2 separate regions of the Homo sapiens genome follow, and region 2 is linked to region 1. Evidence: read pairs that join two places in POLR2A ChIA-PET (ENCODE). Cell type or tissue: GM12878. All regions are shown on one strand. Each heading gives the region's core, and the rest is flanking DNA. Links, peaks and the distances in the headings are about the cores only.

Evidence for each region. Peaks named below come from ENCODE experiments on the same cell type or tissue, not always from the same donor. Only the 100,000 strongest peaks of a DNase experiment are listed, where the experiment ranks them.
Region 2: POLR2A ChIA-PET joins it to region 1 with 10 read pairs; 2 of 35 experiments call an interaction of 5 or more read pairs at or near these places.

What each region holds. Positions count from the first base shown.
Region 1 is chr14:54,888,322-54,893,701 of GRCh38, forward strand. The region is part of intron 1 of GCH1 (GTP cyclohydrolase 1); the gene reads right to left. Among named protein-coding and RNA genes, the nearest start is that of GCH1, 12 kb to the right of the region's middle. RefSeq lists an enhancer at 2,393-2,642. In GM12878, for the core only: a CTCF peak has its summit at 5,040 (motif pointing left); a DNase peak (open chromatin) is centred at 2,650; H3K27ac peaks cover 2,417 bases.
Region 2 is chr14:52,929,882-52,935,261 of GRCh38, forward strand. The region is part of intron 2 of FERMT2 (FERM domain containing kindlin 2); the gene reads right to left. It overlaps LOC105370500 (a long non-coding RNA gene), which reads left to right. Exons shown (of 3, transcript XR_943867.3): 3 at 1-353. Among named protein-coding and RNA genes, the nearest start is that of FERMT2, 18 kb to the right of the region's middle. In GM12878, for the core only: no CTCF peak of the experiment used is centred there; no DNase peak of the experiment used is centred there.

The DNA.
Region 1 (5,380 bases), core at 116-5,115:
TTCTGACAGGCCCACCCATGCTCAGAGACCTCGGCATGACAATTTAACTCCTAGTCCTACTGCCTCTCCCTTCAGAACAGACCCAGAATAGTCAAGTGACTCACCTACCTAAGTTCATAAACCAGTTAGCATATTACTAGCCCAGGCTAGCTGTTCTTCCCATTACAGCAGCACAAAGCTTTGTTGACATACTAGTTTTTTTTTTTTTTGAGATGGAGTCTCACTCTGTCGCCCAGGCTGGAGTGCAGTGGCATGATCTCCGCTCACTGCAAGCTCTGCCTCCCGGGTTCACACCATTCACCTGCCTCAGCCTCCCGAGTAGCTGGGACTACAGGCGCCCACAACCACGCCCGGCTAATTTTTTTTTTTTTTTTTGTATTTTTAGTAGAGACAGGGTTTCAGCGTGTTAGCCAAGATGGTCTCGATCTCCTGACCTGGTGATCTGCCCACCTCAGCCTCCCAAAGTGCTGGGATTACAGGCATGAGCCACTGCACCCAGCCTATACAACTAGTTTAAGAAATACCAAGGAGATTTCAGAATTAGATCAGTGAACAGAATTTCCAACATGCTAAATATGAAGCTGAAAGATGTGCATCTACTTTTTATAAACTACTTCACTTATAAACAGCCCCAGCCCTCAAAAAGCTGTTTACTGTGGTGGAGGAGGGGTAGAAGGGGAGAAAGAGATGACACCAAAATGAAAGGACACGCAGCATGGGATAAGTATGGCCTCCGTGGAGGCAAAGCCTGACAGCACTAACAGCTGGAGGCTGTCAGCAAACTGTTCCTTGAAGCTGAAGGGCAGATTCTTTTTGATAGGCCATCAGAGAGGCATACCTCCAGGGCTGCCCATGTGATAAACGATAAATGGTGGGGTCAATTAGAGGGGTATGATCTACAGCAGCTATGCCTTAAAGTCAACTAGTCAGCGACCTCACTGAGTTAAGGCCTCTCATCTGATCTCCAGGCACGCATAGCCCTTCCTCACTGCTAACGAACACTGTACCACAAATGCCTAGACCACACAGGTAAAATTATATTTTAAGCTATTTTAGTGAGAGATTCCTTGTTTGGGATGTTTGCCAATGGCCTCTATTGAACTGAGTTCTGATTCCTGCTTAGGACAAATAAAAACTAATGTGTGATACATAAAACACATCACACTTCACAGGAAGAGCCATGGCCTCTTAGGACTGCACATCACAAACATTTGGACCAACTGGACCTCGAAAAATTCACCCAGAATTCAGTCACGGCCAATTTCCTCACCTAAACCTGGCTGCTTGTTCACAGAAGTCTCCATAAGCAACAGTTGTTGATAAGCAAGAGGCAGCAGCCACCTCCCCATGGTTGCCAACCAAAAACAAAAAGGACAGTAAAATAAATTACAGGAGGAGGGCAGATAATAAAGGCCAAACATTGCAAAAGAACAAACCTCAGGATCTTCACCTGGGTCTCCAGCTCCAGCAAGGAAATGAGACAGAGTGGTTTCTCAGATTAACTGTGCACTAAACTATGCACTAAACTAAAATACTAAATTGCCCTATATGAGGAAATGCGATGGAAGATAAGAAAAAAATGCCAAAAAATGTAGCAAGAGGCTACAACAGAACAAAACCTCACAGCAATGGTGAGGAAAGACAACAGAAAATCAATCAAGTGTTTTTTGCAAGGAAAAAACTTATTCAATTTTAGAAAAATCACTTTGGCATGAATGGATCAGAGCAGGACAAGCTAGGAGGCAAGAAGGCCAGTTAAGAGGTTATTGTAATTTAAGTGAAAGATGACTCAGATTCTAGAAATATTCAGGTGGTATATGTGTCAGAACTTTGTGAGCATGATTAGCCAAGGGGATTCACGAGAAAGAATAATTGCAGATAAAACAAATAACCAGGCCGGGAGCGGTGGCTTACGCCTGTAATCCCAGCACTTTGGGAGGCCGAGGTGGGCGGATCACCTGAGGTCAGGAGTTCGAGACCAGCCTGACCCACACGGAGAAACCCCATCTCTATTAAAAACACAAAATTAGCCAGGCTTGGTGGCGCATGCCTATAATCCCAGCTACTTGGGAAGGCTGAGGCAGGAGAATCGCTTGAACCTGGGAGGTGGAGGTTGCGGTGAGACGAGATCGCGCCATTGCACTCCAGCCTGGGCAACAAGAGCAAAACTCCATCTCAAAAAATAAATAAATAACCAGGTTACAAAGACTAGATGAAGTAGCAACATGTGTCAGGTTAAAATTCATTACAAGGGTTGACTATGGCCAGAATGAACTTTAAAGACATCAGATAAAGGAGCTGGCCCTAATGCCATTAATATTGATCTTTTAAAAGTTTAAAATAAATCTAATTGCCTTGAAAACTCCATTTAATTTTAACTCTGGTACAGGTAACTATGAATGTTAGTGTATGCCTTTTATTGAAAAACACTTAGACCATAATCTCTAAACCAGCATGGACACGTTCTGCAAAAAACAAACAACCCAAAAAAACTCAAAATGAATTTCCTTCTAGGTTCAACTCAAAAGCTACTTTCTCCATAACATCTGGACTTTCCTGTCTCTCCACCAGAAGCACCCAGCTTCCCTCTGACTACACAGAACCCCTTTACTCCTTGAAGGCCAAGATCAGGCCAACAATCATCTTTGTTTCCCCTTTAACAGTGACTACTCATAGAGACCATCTACAGTTCCACTTTTCACAGTTTCAGTTACCCTTGGTCAAACATGGTCTGAAAATACTAAATGAAAAACTCCAGAAATAGACAATTCATAAGGTTTTTTTGTTTGTTTTCTTTTTGAGACAGAGTCCCACTCTGTCATCCAGGTTGGAGTGTAGTGGCACAATCTCGGCTCACTGCAACCTTCGGCTCCCAAGTTCAAGCAATTCTCCTGCCTCAGCCTCCCTAGCAGCTGGGATTACAGGTGTGCACCACCATGCCCAGCAAATTTTTTTGTATTTTTAGTAGAGATGGGGGTTTCACCATGTTGGCCAGCCTGGTCTCGAACTCCTGACCTCAAATGATACGCCCTCCTTGGCCTCCCAAGGTGCTGGGATTACAGGCATGAGCCATCATGCCTGGCATTTTTTTTTTTTTTTTTTTTTTTAAACAGAGTCTCCCTCTGTCACCCAGGCTGGAATGCAGTGGTGCAATCCCAGTTCACTGCAACCTCCGCCTCCCGGGTTCAAGTGATTCTCGTGCCTCAGCCTCCCGAGTACCTGGGATTACAGGCACATGCCACTATGCCTGCTTAATTTTTGTACATTTTGTAGAAATGAGGTTTGGCCATGTTGGTCAGGCTGGTCTCTAACTCCTGAGCTCAAGTCAGTGACCTGCCTCGGCCACCCAAAGTGCTGGAACTGCAGGCATGAGCCATCGCATCCAGCCAACAATTCATAAGTTTTAAAATGCACGCTATTCTGAGTATTGCGATGAAATCTCCAGCCCTTCTGCCCAGAATATGAATCAATCCTTTGTCCAGAGCATCCACATTGTCTATGCTTCCTACCTAATAGTCACTTAGTATCCATCTCAGTGATCAAATCAACCTTCAGTTTTGCAGTGTTTGTTTTCAAGTAACCCTTATTTTACTTAACAATGGCCCTAAACCACAAGAGTAGTGACGTTGGCAATTCAGTTATGCCAAAGAGAAGCTGTGTTTCCTTCAAGTGAAAAAGATTAAAGTTCTCAGTTTATTAATGAACAAAATCATTACGCTGAGGTTGCTAAAACTATATTAAGAACAAATCTTCTATCTGTGAAACTGTGAAGGAGGAAAAAAAAATTCATGCTAGTATTGTTATTGTACTTCAGACTGCAAAAGCTATGGCCACAGCACATGGTAAGTGCTTAGTTAAGATGGAAAAGGCATGAAATTTGTGGGTAGAAGACACAAACAGAAATTTATTCTGAATGATGGCAATCCAGTTTGGTACTACCCTCAGTTTCAGGCACCCACTGGGGGTCTTGGAACAGATCCCCAAGGATAAGGGGAACTACTGTATCTTCAATTCTAAGGTTTTCTTGAAATAAGGAAATTAAAATATAATATGTGTTGAGAATATACAACATTGTACAGAATGAATTACTGATGTGGTGGCTCACGCCTGTAATCCCAACACTTTGGGAGGCAGAAACGGGCGGATCATCTGAGGTCAGGAGTTCAAGAACAGCCTGGCCAACACGGTGAAACCCAGTCTCTACTAAAAATACAAAAATTAGCCAGGCATGGTGGTGGGCACCTGTAATCCCAGCTACTCAGGAGGCTGAGGCAGGAGAATTGCTTGAACCCAGGGGACAGAGGTTGCAGTGAGCCAAGATCACACCACTTCACTCCAGCCTGGGCGGAAGAGCAAGACTCTATCTCAAAAAATAAAAATAAAAATAAAATAGATGTTTTTAATGTGGATGAACCTTGAAGACATTTTGCAAAGTAAAATAAGCCAGACATGAAGGACAAACATTGTATGTTTCCGGCCGGGTGCGGTGGCTCATGCCTGTAATCCCAGCACTCTAGGAGGTTGAGACAGGCCAATCACTTGAGGTTAGGACTTGGAGACCAACCTGGCTAACATGGTGAAACCCTGTCTCTGCTAAAAATACAAAAATTAGCCGAGCATGGTGGTGGGCACCTGTAATCCCAGCTACTCGGGAGGCCGAGGCAGGGTAATTGCTTGAACCTGGGCGGCAGAGGTTTCAGTGAGCTGAGATCATGCCACCGCACTCCAGCCTGGGTGACAGAGCAAGACTCTGCCTCCAAATAAATAAATATTTCTACTAATGGGCTCCAATAGAATAAAATTCTAGTAAATGAATGTCCTCTTGGCCTTGAGTATAACAGATTTAACTTGGTTCAGATACTCTTTGCATAACCCAACACAAATTATATCCCAATCTAATTACTATAGACTCTAGCAAATTTATAACCATGGGAAACATATTTGTTTGCATAACCTGGAACTGAGAATTGTTCACATAATCCAGGATTCATAATCTGGGATCCAATGATTAGACAGTTGCCCTCTCCTGGTGAGTTTTAACACTGCAGTCTACTCAACCAAATACTAGACTCAAATTACAGTCCTCATATAGAAATCACTGGCAAATGAGTCAGGTGGGGAATGCCCAGGCATGGAAGGGTTTCTAGAGGTGGACAAAGCAAATAGCAGAGAAAATACAAAAGCGGGGATAGGTGAGGAAGAAGGGAGAAATCATTCAAATAAATCAGTAAAATATTATTATTAAAATTAAATCACCTACCAGAGATTACAATGATTCTCTTTCTATATCATCCTCTCAGCTCCGCCACTTTCAAGATACAGTCTTGGGAAAGTTCTCTCTGTGCCCCAATTTCCTTATGTATAAAATGGGAATAATATT
Region 2 (5,380 bases), core at 134-5,133, 2.0 Mb before region 1:
AAGGCAATGTCTATTTTGATCACCATTGTATTTTCAGCACCTAGCACAGTGCTGGGCAGGCAAGAAATATTTAACAAATGAATTAATCCTCCTTTTGAAAATTTTAAAGATCTCTCATTACTCAAAACAATCTCAACAAGAAACTTATTTTTAAACCATCAATAAAAGCAAATACAAGTTTTACTAATTTATAATTAGTAAAATTATAATTTACTAATACAAGTTGTATGTCTGAAGAATCCATTTTATCTTCAACTTCAGAATTAAAATATACTTCAATACTAACTAGAAGAGTGGCAGAGATTCCCCTAGAAAAAGGAAATAAAACTGAACAGACATCCTGTTCTCTCTCACATCTTCTAAAAAGAATGAATTTCTTTGCTCAAGACAATCTCTATTGTGCAAAGTGTTTATGTTCTAAAAGTCCACTTGTAAGTCTGAGAATTCAGATTCATCACAGAAAAACACTACATAGTTAGGTTCCAAATCATACAATAAATTACCCAACCAAAAATAACCTGACCTATATGACTAGCAACACTCTACCTTACCAACTGTATCATAAAGCCTTTTGCAGAATGTTTCAACTTGAGAAGTAAGAAAAACTGCAAGCAATGGCACCTGCAGAGAGTGAGTTGGATGGGGTAAGAAAGGGAATGCTGCTGCCAAGTTGTGAGGGAGACAATGGCTTCCTGAGGAATATCAAATTGTAGGGCACCTGGCTACTCCCTAGTCATCTTTCCCAGAATACCAAGAATTAACCTATTTCCAGTTTCCCAGATACAATTTGTTGTTGTCTTAGGCCTGGGTTTCTTTTCTTTACTAAACGATGACAATAGAAGAGTTTTTAACTTGCTTTCCTTTCCAATGCCTGAAACTCTTCTGATGTTTCTACTGAGACTCTATTGCCAATAATGTGTAAAGACAGGGCCTACAAGTAAAATTAATGCTTAAGTTTGTAAAAACGATGTTTATAATATTATCCTTAATATTGATTGAAATGTAAAGGACACTAGACATTAATCTCAATATTCAATCATACATTGTCTTTACTCTTGACCCCTTTAGGTCTTTCTCCTCCCAAACTTCTCTTTCGATTTTAGAGTTGGGGATCATGGGGCATCCTGCTTTTAGGATGTGCCCTCCTGTTCTGATCTCTTTAGTCACTCAGACCTTTAAAAAGCGAAAGAGGAGGCAAACAGATGAAGAGTGTGGCTCTTCAGGTGTATAATCAATGCACTAATTAATAAATACTTTCCAAGTAACTATCATATGCCAGGCACTAAGTTGGGCAATGGAATATAAAAATTAATAAGAATTACCATCCCAGTGGCACTTACAGTCCAAGTGAGAGACACAGACAAGTAAAATGAGCTAAAAATATAAAAGAACAAAATGTCACAGAGGCAACCAACATTAAACGTGAAAGATTAATTAGGTTAACATGGCATTTTTACCTGGGTCTTAAAAGATGTGGGAGTTCAAATGTGCTAAGAGAAACCATCCTGTAGACAATGGAGGCTCTCAGATTGTTTTATTAACATAATTTTGATTTGATTATGAAGCACAAATTAGAGTCTGGCAGAAAATTTACCACAACATTCTAGAGAGCAGGGCCTGACATAAGGCAGAAGGTGAAGAGAAGGAGGCAAATATGAGGGAGTTGTCTAAGCTAGAATCATGGGTCTCAAGGACACTGATTTCAGATGAGAGAGGACAGCTGGAAGGTGAAGAGGGGAAGCTAGAAAGTTCCTAGCTTGATAATTAAATAGATGATAATAGCACTAAGATTTGTTTACTGAACATTTAGTATGTACCAAGCACTTAACACATTCTCATTTAATTCCAACAAAAAATGTTAAAAGGGGCGGGCGCGGTGGCTCACGCCTGTAATCCCAGCAACTCCGGGAGGATGAAACAGGCGGATCACCAGGTCAGGAGATAGAGACCATTCTGGCTAACATGGTGAAACCCTGTCTCTACTAAAAATACAAAAAATTAGCTGGGTGTGGTAGCACACGCCTGTAGTCCCAGCTACTCGGGGGGCTAAGGCAGGAGAATCACCTGAACCTGGGAGGCAGAGGTTGCAGTGAGCCCAGATCGTGCCACTGCACTCCAGCCTAGGCGACAGAGCGAGACTCCGTCTCAAAAAAGAAAAAGAAAAAAATGTTAAAAGGTAAATACTATTATAATCTCTTTGTTTTATAGATGAGAAAACGGGGGGTGGAGCCAAAGGACAGAGAAGTTACATAACTTGGCTAAAGTTCATAAAGTTAGCATATGTAGGAATTAGGATTTGACTCTAGATGAGTGTGATTTCAGAGGTGGCACTCTTAAATTACATGCCATTAGCCAAGATAAAGTTACGCAGAAGAGAAGCAAGTCTGGGTATGTTGAATATGAGGCCAAAAGACTAATGTTAGGACTCATTTACATTTCACAGTAAAATCCTGATGATTATCCTGCACATCTCTTAAGGAAATAGGTATTTAGGAGAAAGAAGATAGAACATCCACAAGGAGGCAAAGAGATTATTAAATAAAGGAATATTTTTATTATGCATGTCTTTCTCTGATTTAATAATGGCAACCACAGACAAACTCAAAGAGGTTATGGTTAGCAGCCATATAACTACTTGAAGAATGCATATACTAATATGCAAAATTAAACAGACTTTGAAACAACCAAAGAACACAAATGGCTATGAATGCAAAGAAGCAATTAAGAAAAATAATAACAATAATGTACTCACTTTTGGTTTTATACTAGAAATTAAGACTTCTACTGTCCAAAAATAATTGGAATAACTTCTGAGTCATTCCTCTCTTCCTTAAGACTGTTCATTGGTAATTAGATTATTCTAGAAAGACCAGAAGTGAATTCCTAAATTACTCTTAATCTATTTCTAGAGGGACAACCCTCCCTTCTAGAACTACTCTGTATTCTAGAGGAAAAGAATTCTCAACAGTGCAATCTACAACACTATCATCCAGGACCTAACTGAAGTTTTTATAATATGAGTTTCCACAACCATGAAAAACAGGAAAAGAATACCCAACATATACTTTTGAACTCTGCTGAATCTTATTCTCTCATATAGCGTTATTATTAATCAACAAAATGTAAAACAACAAAGAAATGAACAAAAAAAAACACTGGCGATGAAGCATACAAATATTTCCTCCCTATACTTCTGCCCCCACCCCATCCAGCAAAGTAAGGAAAGGCCTACACCAAGATCACAGAACAGTCATTATAGTAATCTAATCCTTATATCTTTGAAATTAGATAATATGTATCTCTACAAGTTATATTTTACTTTTTCCTCTCCCTCAGCTTTTCTTTCCATCCAAGTATTACGGAGTCTATCCCTTAAGCAGCTGTTAATTTGTTCCTTCCTTTCCTTTTACATTGCCTTAGTTCAGGTCCCCAACATCTCTACCCTGAATTACTATAACACCATTTTTTACAACACTATCCAGAGTTGTCTCTTAAAATGCAAACTTGATCAGTTTATTTGTCCACTTAAAAACTTTCCAAGTCTGGGCCAGGCACGGTGGCTCACGCTTGTAATCCCAGCACTTTGGGAGGCTGAGGTGGGGGGGAATCACCTAAGGTCGGGAGTTCGAGACCAGCCTGACCAACATGGAGAAACCTCGTCTCTACTAAAAATACAAAATTAGCCGGGCATGGTGGCACATGCCTGTAATCCCAGCTACTTGGGAGGCTGAAGCAGGAGAATTGCTTGAACACTGGAGGTGGAGGTTGTGGTGAGCCGAGATCACGCCATTGCACTCCAGCCTGGGCAACAAGAGCAAAACTCCGTCTCAAAAAAAAAAAAAAAAAAAAAAAAAAAGGGAAAAGAAAAAAACCCCAAAACTTTCCGAGTCTGTTACTGAAGTATCTTATAATCCGTTAACAGGTTCCACAAATCTGTGCCCCACATTGCCTTTTTCTAGTAGCTCTTACCACACCCAGATGCAGCTTTTGTTCTGGCCTAGTTTGTGGAACAAGCTGGTGTTTCAGATCTCCTTGATAGGCACCTTTTCCTTTCCCCCTTTATCAAACTGGCAAAATCATGCACCAGTACCAGCTCAAATATTACCACCTCTGAATCTTCACTGACCCACCTGTCAAAGCAGCAAAGTATACCTTAGCACTTTGAATGATATAATTCATTTATGTAACTAATTTCCCCACTAGATTAAGTCTTTATCCTGTGTCTCAAAAGCAGAGACCAGAACTAATAAATATTTATAAACTACTACTTGTAATATACAAATATTTGTAATATACAGGCAGCATGTAAAGCAATCTTAATAATCAATTGAAAAATTATAATTATTCCAAGATAAAAGTTCATGTTAAAAACATTAAAAACTCTTACTGTTGATTATAAATGTACATATGGAAATGGAAAAAATAGCAAAACTAGTGTTTATTTAGTGTACTGTAATTAAAACATTAAAAACATTGAGAAGTGTTACTTTTCTTTGTGAAAACTTAACAAGAATAGCTTAAATAGTGCTTGTCTTCTAATCATATAATTTATGATGTGGAGCAAGTATCTTTTATGCCTTGGCAAGCTGTCACACTCCTTCCTAAGTCTGGATCAACTTAAAACATTTTGTCCTTTGCTCTTTCAGTATCATGAAATATCTCTGACAGCTCCTTCAGTATGCAAAGTTTTTGCTAGTGTCACTTCCTCTGGGACATCTTCATCCTTTTTGTCATACCACTTGTATCATGTATGTAAGTTTACCTTCACTAAATTCCTTTGGCTGTATATCTATAGTCTTTCAAATGGTGAAAGCATCCACATTTCCATGGTGAGCTATTTCTTCTTTAACTCCATTTATATTTGATTCAACTATCACTTCTAGTATTTCATGAACACTTTTTGTTAATTCATTGCAGTTTTATCTCTGTTGGTCAACTCTTTCAATTATCCATTTTTTTAAAACATCATGAGTTTCTCATGGGGGACAGAGAGGCAACACTAACACTTCTGTGTGTGAACTGTATGCACAGTGGCCAATCACAGATAGACTTTGAAATAAGTGACATGACTTGTCACTGACTGTGATGAGCTTCTGTTATTTACATAGTGCTTTGTGGACTGAAGAGTTAGCCAGCAAGTTTTGTACTTTATGCAGTTACATCTTAGTTAATGTATAAAGTTAAAAGATAAAGTATGGTGGCAACTAAAATGTGAGCCATGTTGTTAGACAATTAGTGTTATTTAATAAGTAAACGTGCAAATTGCAACGTCCAAAGTGCTGTTTTCAAAAATGTCTGATGTCATATTAAAAAAAAAGTTTTTAATCTGCTAGCAGAAGCTGTAAACTTCAAAGTTTACATATCATTCAAACTGCAAACA